2 separate regions of the Homo sapiens genome follow, and region 2 is linked to region 1. The links are chromatin loops, found by intact Hi-C in ENCODE. Cell type or tissue: ascending aorta. All regions are shown on one strand. Each heading gives the region's core, and the rest is flanking DNA. Links, peaks and the distances in the headings are about the cores only.

Region 1 (6,388 bases), core at 735-5,734:
GCTGGTGCCACCTCTGATAACCCATCTCACGTGACAGACAGGATCCCCTCTTCCCCTACCGAGGATCAGGTCTGATTTGCCTGTCATCCCTATCATGGTTTGTTAATGGACAGTAGACTGATTTTTGGACCCAGATCCCCACTGGGAGCCTCTGTGGGACCAAGCTGTCCCCTTTGACTGGCAGCCAGGGCCAGGCCAGACAATGACCAGTCCTTGGACCACTCCCAGGCGTGTCCAGATTTGGCCCGCCAGGACTCCAGGGCAGGAGGGGATATAACGGCCCCTTCCTGCATGGCTCTGACTAACAGCCCCCTGGCTCCCTGAAGCATCATAACAGGGCCTGTTACCAGGGCGACCTTCAGGCTCTGTGGCCTGGGACCTGGGCCCTTGCCCACCCCAAGCTGGCTGCTGGCATTGAGCACTTATGGTGAGCTCTCCCTGGCTCAGCGGGGCTGTAAGAGGAGAATAGGGCAGGAGAAGGCCCTGTCTGTGCCTTTGGGGACATGTAACACTGTGGGGAGAATAGAGAGGAAGTTGAATCCTTGGCTTCTCTCTCTCCCTGAGCCCCTGGTCTCTTGATTTCTCCAGCAGGGACCCTGCATGGATCCAGACCATACCTAAAACTGAACTGCCCCTGGAAAACTGCTCCTTCCCCTCCACATCATGCCCCATCTCAGTGAGGACACTTCCATCACCCTCACACATGCTACAGGGTCTCGGGCAGCAGCAAGGGTGCCTCCCATGCTCTCCTCACCCTCTCATCCCATCCATCACCACAGCCTGCACTTACTTCTGCCTTCTCCCAAAAGCCTCTGGAACCCCCTCCTCCACTCTTCCTCATCTTCGACCTTGGGCCCAGCTCTGGCTGCCTCCTGGGCTGTGTCCAGATTGATGCCCAGCCTCTCCTCTAGACCGTAGACCCCTGGCCCCAATAGGAGTCTCCAAGAGGGTCCCTGTGAAACCTCTAGACTCCTGGCCTCCAGTTTCGGAGATGGCCTCAAGTGGATCCTGGCCCTCACCTCCTGAGCTCCTCCCTAGCTTGCCCATCACACTCAGCTGTGGCTGAATCTCATCCTCCTATCAGTAAAAAAAAAAAATGCATACCATCAATCCAATATATGCATATGCTTATTTATAAATTATATACATATGCTGCCACAGAAATGCTTGGATAAATTTGAAAACATACGCCAATAATAGACACTGGAAAAAGAATGAGAGAAAGATTAAATAAATAATATAATTTTAAAAGTTTTATTTTCACTTTATTTAATGGTATTAAAAAGCCTTTTGCTCTGACTAAATACATTATTACTAAAAATTGCCATTAAGTATGCTTCATTTTTAAATAAAATCTTGCATTAATAAAGTGGTACACTCACTTGAGAATCTGGTACTAAATTCCATGTATCTTTTCACTTGGCTTAATGGTTATTATAGTTGAAAAAATATATCTCACAAAGAGCTGAAGTGCCACGTGGAGGATGTGCATTCTTGACTGCACTTACTAATCACAAGGTGCAATTTTCAATTCTGTGCACAGGCTTTTGGTTGGAATTTGGCTTAACTGATGCCAACCTGTTGAAGGTGTTACTTTTTTTTTTTTTTTTTTTTGAGATGGAGTCTCACTTTGTTGCCCAGGCTGGAGCGCAGTGGCACAATCTCGGCTCACTGCAAACTCCGCCTCCCGAAGGTGTTACTTTTTAATATTTTTGACAAATGAGTTCAAAACACACTGAACTTCAGCAACAAAATCATCTCAAGATTTTATTCAGCAAAGTGTTCTCCCTATAGGGTGACTTTGTTTCCAAAGCAGTTACTTTCTTATTCAATCTTAAAATGTCACCTTTACCTCTGCTATGTATTCATTCATTTTAGCATCTGCTGGATAGCATCCCCTAATTGTCACAGAAGGAGCCAGCACATTTGGATCATTTGTCTTTTCGTAGAAGAAAAAGGCAAATTTCTGCCAGGTGCCGTGGCTCACACCTGTAATCCCAGCACTTTGAGAGGCTGAGGCAGGTGGATCACTTGAGGTCAGGAGTTCGAGACCAGCCTGGCCAAAATGGCAAAACCCTATCTCTACTAAAAATATAAAAATTAGCCAGAATCCCAGCTACTCAGGACGCCGAGGCAGAAGAATTGCTTGAACCCGAGAGGCAGAGGTTGCAGTGAGCTGGGATGGCACCACTGCACTCTAGCCTAGGTGATAAAGCGAGACCGTCTCAAAAATGAAAAAAAATAAAATAAAAAAATAAAGAAAAGGAAAGAGGAAAGAAAGAGAGAGAGGAAGGAAGGAAGGAAGGAAGGAAAAAAAGGCAAAGCTCATCTTCAAGGTATAACTCTTTTAAGTATTTTGCTGTGAGATAACCAGCAAGTTTCTGTATGGTACAAAAGGTTTTTGCAGCCACTTATTCTGTTAAGACGCTTTGATAAGATGCTATGATTTAATGACTGTTTTTATAAAATGAAGTGCCTCGATGACATCCTGTGGCAGGCTCACTGAAGGTGTTGCAGTGGGATGGCAACGTCATGGTCAGCCAAACCCATGCTGGACATATGACCTACTATGGTGTGAACAAGGTGAGGGCACCAATGTCAGCCTACTTAATAAATATTAGTAGAGCTTGAATTTTTCTTCCTTTTTTTAGAAGGTAAAATATAAATAGAAGTTCTAGAATTTTCGGCCAGGCTGTGACTCACACCTGTAATCATGGCATTTTGGGAGGTTGAGATGTGCAGATTGCTTGAGCTCAGGAGTTCAAGACCAGCTTGGGCAACATGGCAAAACCCTGCTTCTACTAAAAAAAAAAAAAAAAAACTAGCTGGGCATGGTGGCACATTCCTGTAATTCCAGCTACTTGAGGAGCTGAGGCAGGAGGATTGCTTGAACCTGGGAGGTTGAGGCTGCAGTGAGCCAAGATGGTGCCACTGCACTTCAGCCTGCACAACAGAACAAGATCCTGTCACACAAAAAAAAGTTCTAGAATGTTTTTTCTATATGAATGGATCACTTTGCACCCCATTTTGGACACCTCTAGGGTATATAATAGGGTTTTTGGCCACATTCACAGCCCCTTGGGATCTGTTCCAGTCTTCCTTCCACCTTGGCGCTTACGTAAAACTAAGTCTAATGTTCCTGAATACATCACACATTCTCGTGTCTTTGCAATGCAGCTATGTTTGTCTGATAGGCTCATCCCGATGGATTAGCTCAAGATTCTATACTTTCTTCAAGAGCCAGCCCCAGGCCACCCCTTCATAAAGCCTGCTCAGATTCTCTGGGTGGAGCCATTCATTCTGCTAGTTAACAGATATTATTGAGGGCCTATTATGTGCCAGGCACTGATCTAGGGGTTGCTGGGTATATAGCAGTGAAGCAATCATACAAAAATCCCTCCTTCAGGGAGCTTGCATTCTAGTGGCTGGATGTTGATGCTCTAGGTGAGTCCTTATCGCATTTACCCACAGACGGTTGGCCATTTACAAGTTTATCTTCCCAGGAAAGCATCTGTTCCTAAGAGCAGGGACCTCTGAGCCAGAGCTCCAATCACAAGTCCTAGCCCAGAGTCAGAGCCTAATAGATAATGAATGGAATAATACAGTGGGTAACACAAGCCATGACCCCAGCTGTAGATAAATATCTGACACCAAATCCAGACTGAGGTCCTCCAAGTGCCTGATCCAGCCTCAGGCTGGGCCAGCACTTGGGGCTCAGTCTCACAAACACACTGGTTCCCTGCCCCATGAGAAGGAACTGGACGGCCCCCTGCGGGTGGCAGGAACCACTTCCACCTCCGAGTGTCTCTATATTTAGCCATCTGTTGTGACCCTGCAGCCCTCTCCTCTCCATGGCCGGAGGGAATTGCCCAGCAGCTTTGATGGCCTGTTTTCCCAGGCCCTGCTCCTGCTTCCCAGCCACCCCCTCCCCCACCCACCAGCATCCCTGCAGGAGGTGGAGCCCTACTCAGCTGGCAGGTTCTGCATCCTAAAATAGCATCAGCACTTGGCAAGGAGAGGCAGCCACCTGTGTTCAGGGACAGCGCTGCCCGGGTGAGGGGCAAGGCGAGCGGAGGGAGAAGGGCAGGGGATGGTCTGGATGGAAACCTTCCAGGTACACTCCTGTGTTCCCTGATCCCCTCCAAGCATTAAGTCACTGGTCCCACATTATTCCAATGTGCATCAGGGTAACCACTGACTGTCAAAATAAGGCCTGAGCCTCATCTCCCACTTCTCCCCCACCCTACACACTCAACCTGAACAATAGCCACACTGCTCCACATCATGCCCCAAACAAACTCTCCACATCTGAAATGACATAACCCATTCTCCCCTCAACCCACCCACCCAGGAATGCCTTCTTCATCTGTTGAAATCCAGCCCATCTATGAAGAGTCAAAGGCCGCCTTGGCCGTGAAGGCCTCTGGTGCTGTGGGCCCATGCGTAAGTGGCCATGCTTCAGTGCTTTCTGTCCCTGGTTCAAGCTTGTCCATCCTGTAACTTTACTTGGTTCAAAAAGCCCCCAGGTCGATGGTTGGCAGATGAGGCCCTAGCCTCAGCTTGCTGTGTGATTCTGAGGATGTCACTTCCCTATCTGGCCCTCAGTTTTCCTGGCCATGAAATGGGATTCTATTTCATGATCTCAGTGGGCTCTCCCAGGGGTCTGAGCCTCTGATTCACCATTTGGGGGGAATAAGAGCATTTTGGTAAAGGGAACTCGCCCTGAACCTGGAGCTATTGATGGTGTGGTCCCCTCTCCCTGCCCTATCCTTCCCCAAAAAGTCAGTTGCCTCTGAGGCAGGTGTAGGCTCCTGAGTGGGGTTCCTGACTGCTGCCAACGGGATGGGGCACTGTGGCAAGGCTGGCTTCCAAACCAGCAGGGCAGCCTCCCGTGCAAGGAGGCCTCCCTCTCCTGCAAGTGGGGAAGCTGCCATCCATCTGGTTCAGGTTCCTCTGTTTTGTCTCAGCGGGAGCTCTCAGCCCACAAGTCTTGGCAACTGGAACAAAACATCCCAACCACAGCATTTCCGTGTTGTTTACTTCAGCAGGGCCCAGGCCCAGGGGTTCTGCAGAGACCACCAGGATCCCAGCAGGACAATAGGAAATCTCAGCAGAGGCATTCCAGAACACGGAAAAGCCAGTTCCTGATGAATCCAGAGGATGTTCAAAGCTCACCAGGCCAATGAACCCCGACGGATTCCCCAGTGGGCCCTCTCTCCTTTCCGTAGATCTTCTAGGAGTTTTACCATTTAAAGAGAACTGCAGGAGGCCATCTTAACCAGACTGTATGTTTCATTAAACCAAGAATGGTATTTATTCTAGCAGTATTCTAGGCACTGGGATACAACAAAGAGCACAAATTGAGAGGTGACAGCGTGCTGGCAGTCCTCACAGCCCTCGCTCGCTCTCGGCGCCTCCTCTGCCTGGGCTCCCACTTTGGCGGCACTTGAGGAGCCCTTTGGCCCGCCGCTGCACTGTGGGAGCCCCTTTATGGGCTGGCCAAGGCTGGAGCCCACTCCCTCAGCTTGCAGGGAGGTGTGGAGGGAGAGGTGCGAGCGGGAACCAGGGCTGCGTGCGGCGCTTGCGGGCCAGCTGGAGTTCCGGGTGGGCGTGGGCTTGGCAGGCCCGGCACTCGGAGTAGCCGGCCAGCCCTGCTGGCCCCGGGCAATGAGGGACTTAGCACCCGGGCCAGTGGCTGCGGAGGGTGTACTGGGTCCCCCAGCAGTGCCAGCCCACCGGTGCTGCACTCGATTTCTCACCGAGCCTTAGTTGCCTTCCTGCGGGGCAGGGCTCGGGACCTGCAGCCTGCCATGCCTGAGCCTCCCACCCACTCCATGGGCTCCTGTGCAGCCCGAGCCTCCCCAACGAGCATCACTCCCTGCTCCACGGCGCCCAGTCCCATCGACCACCCAAGGGCTGAGGAATGCGAGCACACAGCACGTGACTGGCAGGCAGCTCCACCTGCAGCCCTGGTGCAGGATCCACTAGGTGAAGCCAGCTGGGCTCCTGAGTCTGGTGGGGACGTGGAGAGTCTTTATATCTAGCTCAGGGATTGTAAATACACCAATCAGCACCCTGTGTTTAGCTCAGGGTTTGTGAGTGCACCAATCGACACTCTGTATCTAGCTGCTCTGGTGAGGATGTGGAGAGTCTTTCTATCTAGCTCAGGGATTGTAAATACACCAGTCAGCACCCTGTGTTTAGCTCAAGGTTTGTGAGTGCACCAGTCGACACTCTGTATCTAGCTGCTCTGGTGGGGCCTTGGAGAACCTTTATGTCTAGCTCAAGGATTGTAAATACACCAATCGGCACTCTGCATCTAGCTCAAGGTTTGTGAACACACCAATCAGCACCCTGTGTTTAGCTCAAGGTTTCTGAATGCACCAAT
Region 2 (5,000 bases), core at 1-5,000, 160 kb before region 1:
CCTAAAAATAAGCCAAAAAGAAATTCTGGAGCCATAAAGTACAATAACTGAAATGAAGAATTTACCAGAGGGATTCAGACAGATTTGAGGGGGCAAAAGAAGGAATCCACAAATTTGAAGATAGGACAATAAAAATGGTCGAGTTTAAGGAACATAAAGAAAAAAGATTGAAGAAACATGAACAGCACCTAAGCGACCTATGGGATACCATCAAATGGACCAACATATGCTTTGTGAGAGTCTTAGAAGAAGAGAAAGAAAGGAGCGGAGAGAATATTTGAAGAAATAATGGCTGAAAACATCTGAAATTAGATGAAATACGTAAACATCCAAGAAGCTCAGCCAACTCCAAGTCAGATAAACTCAGACCCACACTGAGACTCATTATAATCAAACTGTCAAAAGCCAAAGACACAGAATCTCGAAAGCAGCAAGAGAGAAGTGACTTATCGTATACAAGGGATCCTCAATAAGACTGTCAGCAGATTTCTCATCAGAAACTTTGGAGGCCAGAAGGCAGTGGGATGATAAAGTGTTAAAAGAAAAAGAAAAAAACTGTCAATCAAGAATCCTATATTTGGCAAAACCATCCTTTAAAAGTGAGGAAGAAATTAAGACATTCCCAGATAAACAAAAGCTGAAAGAGTTTACCATTAGACCTGCTCTACAATAAATACTCAAGGGAGTCCTGCAGGTGAAATAAAAGGACACTAGACAGGGACACAAAGACATTTGAAGAAATGAAGGTCTCAAAAAAGATAAATATGTAGGCAATTACAAAAATGGTTTGTAACTCCACTTTTTGTTTTCTACATAACTTAAGAGGCTAATTATTTAAAAGAATTATTAGTTTGTGGTTTGGGGCACACAATGAATAAAGATATAATTCTGTGACAACAACAACAAAAAGGCCTGGGGATGGAATATGTTAAAGAAACAGAATTTGTGGGCTGGGCATGGTGGCTCATGCCTCTAATCCCAGCATTTTGGGAGGCCGAGATGGGAGGATCACTTGAGGCCAGGATTTAAACACCAGCCTGGTCAACATAGTGAGATCCTGTCTCTAAAAAATAAAATAAAATAAACAGAGTTTGTGTATGTTATTGAAGTTCAATTGGTACAGATTTAAATTATAGTGTTATAACTTTCGGATGTTAAATATAATCCCCATGTTAACAACAAGAAAAAAGCTATAGAATATATACAGAAGGAAATGAGAAAAGAATTGAAATGTCTTATTACAAAAAAAAAAAGCTAAACATAAGAGGACGGTGTTGTAGGAAATGTACAAAACCTCTGTTGACCGGGCACAGTGGCTCATGCCTGTAATCCCAGCACTTTGGGAGGCCGAGCAGGTGGTGCTCGGTGACCTAAGGTGACCTTAGGTGAACCTAAGGTCAGGAGTTCAAGACCAGCCTGGCCAACATGGTGAAACTCTCTCTCTACTAAAAATACAGAAATTAGCCAGGCATGGTGGCAGGCACCTGTAATCCCAGCTACTAGGGAGGCTGAGGCGGGAGAATCACTTAAACCCAAGAGGTGGAGGATACAGTGAGCTATGATCGCGCCATTGCACTCTAGCCTGGACAATAGGAGCAAAACTCCATCTCAAAAAAACAAACAAAAAAAAAACCAGAAACAAAAAACAAACAAAAATCCTTTATAAGGAATATAGAAGACAAATTGCAAATAATAGAAGCAAATCCCTCTTATCAGTAATTACTTTAATTGTAAATGAACTAAACTTTCCAGTCAAGACAGAGATTGGCAGAATGGATAAAAATGCATGATTCAACTATCTGTTCTCTACAACAGACTCACTTTAGATACTTGTAAAAACATAAATAGATTGAAAGTGAAAGGATGGAAAACTATATTTCAACTAAATAGTAACCAAAAGAGAGCAGAGGTGGCTATATTAATCAGACAAAATAGTCTTTACACAAAGTTTATAAGAGACAAAGAAGGACTTTATATAAGAGGTTCAGCTGAGTGCAGTGGCTGATGCCTGTAATCCCAACACTTTGGGAGGCCAAGGCAGATGGATTGCTTTGAGCTCAGGAATTTGAGACCAGCCTGGGCAACATGGCAAAATCCTGTCTCTACAAAAAATGCAAAAATTAGCTGGGCATGGTGGCTCACGCCTGTAGTCCCAGCTACTCCAGAGGCTGAGGCCGGAAGATCGCTCAAGCCCAGGAAATGGAGGTTGCAGTGAACCGAGATCACACCACCGCACTCCAGCCTGGGTGACAGAGTGAGACCCTCTCTCAGGAAAAAAACAAAAGTTTCAATATCGCAAGAAGACATTATCAGCATTTATGCACCTAGTAACAGACCATCAAAATGTAAGCAAAAAACTGACAGAATTGAAGGGGAAAATGAACAGTTCTATAATAATAGTTGGAGATTTCAATACCCCACTCTCAATAATGGATAGAACAACCAGACAGAAGATAAGTAAGGAATAAACCAACCAGATCTAATAGACGTACACTTAATGAGTAAAGTGTTTCAGTTTTACAATATGAAAAGAATTTTGGAGCTGGACAGTGTTGGTGGTAGCATAACATTATGAATGTATTTAATACCACTGAACTATACACTTAAAATAGTTAAGACAGCAAATTTTACGTTACATGTTACCACAGAAAAAAAAACTAAACAACAACAAAAGAAACTGGACAGGGAAACTGAGGCAGGAGCCAGTTTGTAGGGCCCAGGAGAGCACAGTGTGAGATGTGGGAGGCTTGGAAGGCACAAAGAGGAAAAAAATGGAAGGTGGCTTTGGCCCTTGGTTGGGGGAGGGGACACAATAGAGAAGGAGGCTCCCTCATTTGGAGCCATGTGTGGATCTCTGGTCCGCTCTGTGGGCAGGAGACTGTGGCCTGTAAAGAGGCAGTAGGCTGTTAGGTTAAATCTGCCAAGCCCTCCTTCCAAATTTCCCAGTTTGGTGGTGGTGGGAGGAGGCCAGGAACAAATTGTCTCCTGAGCAGCTGCCAGAGCTGGTCTCCTTCCAGAAGGCCAGGTTTGCACTAGAGGCACTGCCCTTACCCAGCTTTGCTTCCAGGTTTCCTCTGACCCTGAAACCTCTTCCCCTATCCCTACATCCGGGAGCTAAGCTGACTTGCAAGTTCTGACAGGATGTGATGCTCCAGGCACCATGAAATCAGCATGGGAGCTGGAAGGCCTTGGGGATCAGATATCAGGCATTTAACCTCAACACCTTTCTCATTTTACAGGTGGGAGACTGAGGTGCAGAGAGAGAGAGTGACTTGTCCAAGGTCACAGAGCTAATGAGCAGGAAAGCTTCTAGACTCCCAGTCAAGAGCTCTGTTTACTTCTCTACATGGCACACATCACTGTGTATTCCCTCTCGCCTGTCCTATCCTTCCATCCATGTGTCCTCCTGTCTTTACTCTCTATCTGTCCATCCATCCATCCAACAAATGTTTACCTGCTGAACCTCTGACACATATTGAATCTTGCACTGGGCTCCAGGAGCCTACAGTTGGGGTGGGCACACTGACACAGACATACCTTAGTCCTGAAGAGTTTTGGATGCCCACTAGAAATCTGTGCAGAGCATTTGGAGCAGAGAAAGACCCAGTGCCGGCCACAGCCATCAGGCAAAGTGTCCTGAGGGAGGGCCTGGCTGAGAAAGTCCTTCTGGGCACAGAGGGCTGGGAGTGTGGGCTTAGTGAAGAAGTTAAGGGCCTTCTAGGCAGAAGGAGAAGCATGATCAAAGACCAGACTAGAGGGTGTGGAGCTATAAGTGGTTCAGCGTGGCTGGGTACAGGGGATAAGGAGCCCAGGGAGGGATAGGTCTGAAAGAAGGGGAGCAATTCTCGGGACGTGGAGTCTTGTGGGTAGGCTGAGGTGACAGGCCTTGGTGCCACATGCATTGGAGCCACAGATGGTCTCTCCATTGTCAGGTGCTCATCTGAGGGAGTCCCGGTGGAGGGGACCCAGGGAGGGAGGGCAAGCATTGGGGGCCCTTGTGTCCTTCTGTTAGCCTGTTGGTCTCCTCCAAGAGGCCTGGCAATTCTCTCTTGCCTTCCCCTCTGTCCCCACACAGGCCTGTGGACACATCCCCTCCCTGCTCTGTCTGTCCTCTGTTGGTCTCTCTCCCTCCCTTTGGCCTGTTGGCCCTTGCCAATCATGCAGACCCTGCCGTTTCTCCCTTGCTCATCATCTCCCTGTGTCTTAGCACCACGGCAGGCACAGAGCCCCCGACTGGAGGTCAGGGCAGGACACATGATTCCAGTCCTATTTTTGCCACCAACTGACCCGAGCAAGAATATCTTATTAATAACAACGTATTTGCAGGATGATTTCAGCTGACAAAGTCCTCTGACCCCCTGTAGGGGAAGATGTCACCGTGACCCAGAAGCCTCTTGACTAGGTCGAGCGTTCTGAGGGCAAGTAAACTCCGGGGAACTTTGTTATCATGCTTGGGTTGTTGCGTGATTACGTTATTGTGTGCAAAGGGCTCTGTGCTCAATTTATTACCTTCTGTCCCAAGACAAACAGAACTTCAGAATGTTACCCCACAGAAGGTTACTTCAGAGCACATTAGAATCAGTCCTGGCCCTAAGCAAACAAGTTCCATTAAGAGATTTTCAGATTTTTTTAAAAAGTTAGTCCATAGTAAGATACACATGTTATCACACAACTGGGGATATATATACAAGCTTGGCAGATAGTACTTACCCTTGCTGTGTGTAATATGGACTGGTATTTTCCTTTCTACTCCATTCTATTCCATTAGGAATAGCAATGGTGGTCATGTCTCTGTAAATAGATTTCACATCCCACTAACAGTTTACAATGGGAAGTTTTCTGGGACCACTCCCTCCTCCCCCACATTCAGTTGTTTCCTGATGCAGAAAAACTGCAAATCTGTATCTCCAGCTGTGACCTCTCACAGGGTTTAAATCTTGGCTTTGCCACTTCCTGGCGAGTCCCTTAAAGACTATTTCCTTTTCTGTAAAATGAAGAAA

The links. Hi-C counts contacts between places; a loop is a spot of excess contacts. Peaks named below come from ENCODE experiments on the same cell type or tissue, not always from the same donor. Only the 100,000 strongest peaks of a DNase experiment are listed, where the experiment ranks them.
Region 2: a loop joins it to region 1, with 2.7 times the contacts of the local background. A loop is called at or near these places in 1 of 110 quality-filtered maps.

Annotation. Positions count from the first base shown.
Region 1 is chr11:76,608,568-76,614,955 of GRCh38, reverse strand. The region is part of intron 4 of LINC02757 (long intergenic non-protein coding RNA 2757); the gene reads left to right. Among named protein-coding and RNA genes, the nearest start is that of LINC02757, 19 kb to the left of the region's middle. RefSeq lists an enhancer at 5,466-6,164. In ascending aorta, for the core only: a CTCF peak has its summit at 3,745; a DNase peak (open chromatin) is centred at 3,967; H3K27ac peaks cover 4,203 bases.
Region 2 is chr11:76,772,149-76,777,148 of GRCh38, reverse strand. No RefSeq gene overlaps it. Among named protein-coding and RNA genes, the nearest start is that of TSKU-AS1, 8.4 kb to the left of the region's middle. In ascending aorta, for the core only: no CTCF peak of the experiment used is centred there; DNase peaks (open chromatin) are centred at 2,988 and 4,375; H3K27ac peaks cover 3,086 bases.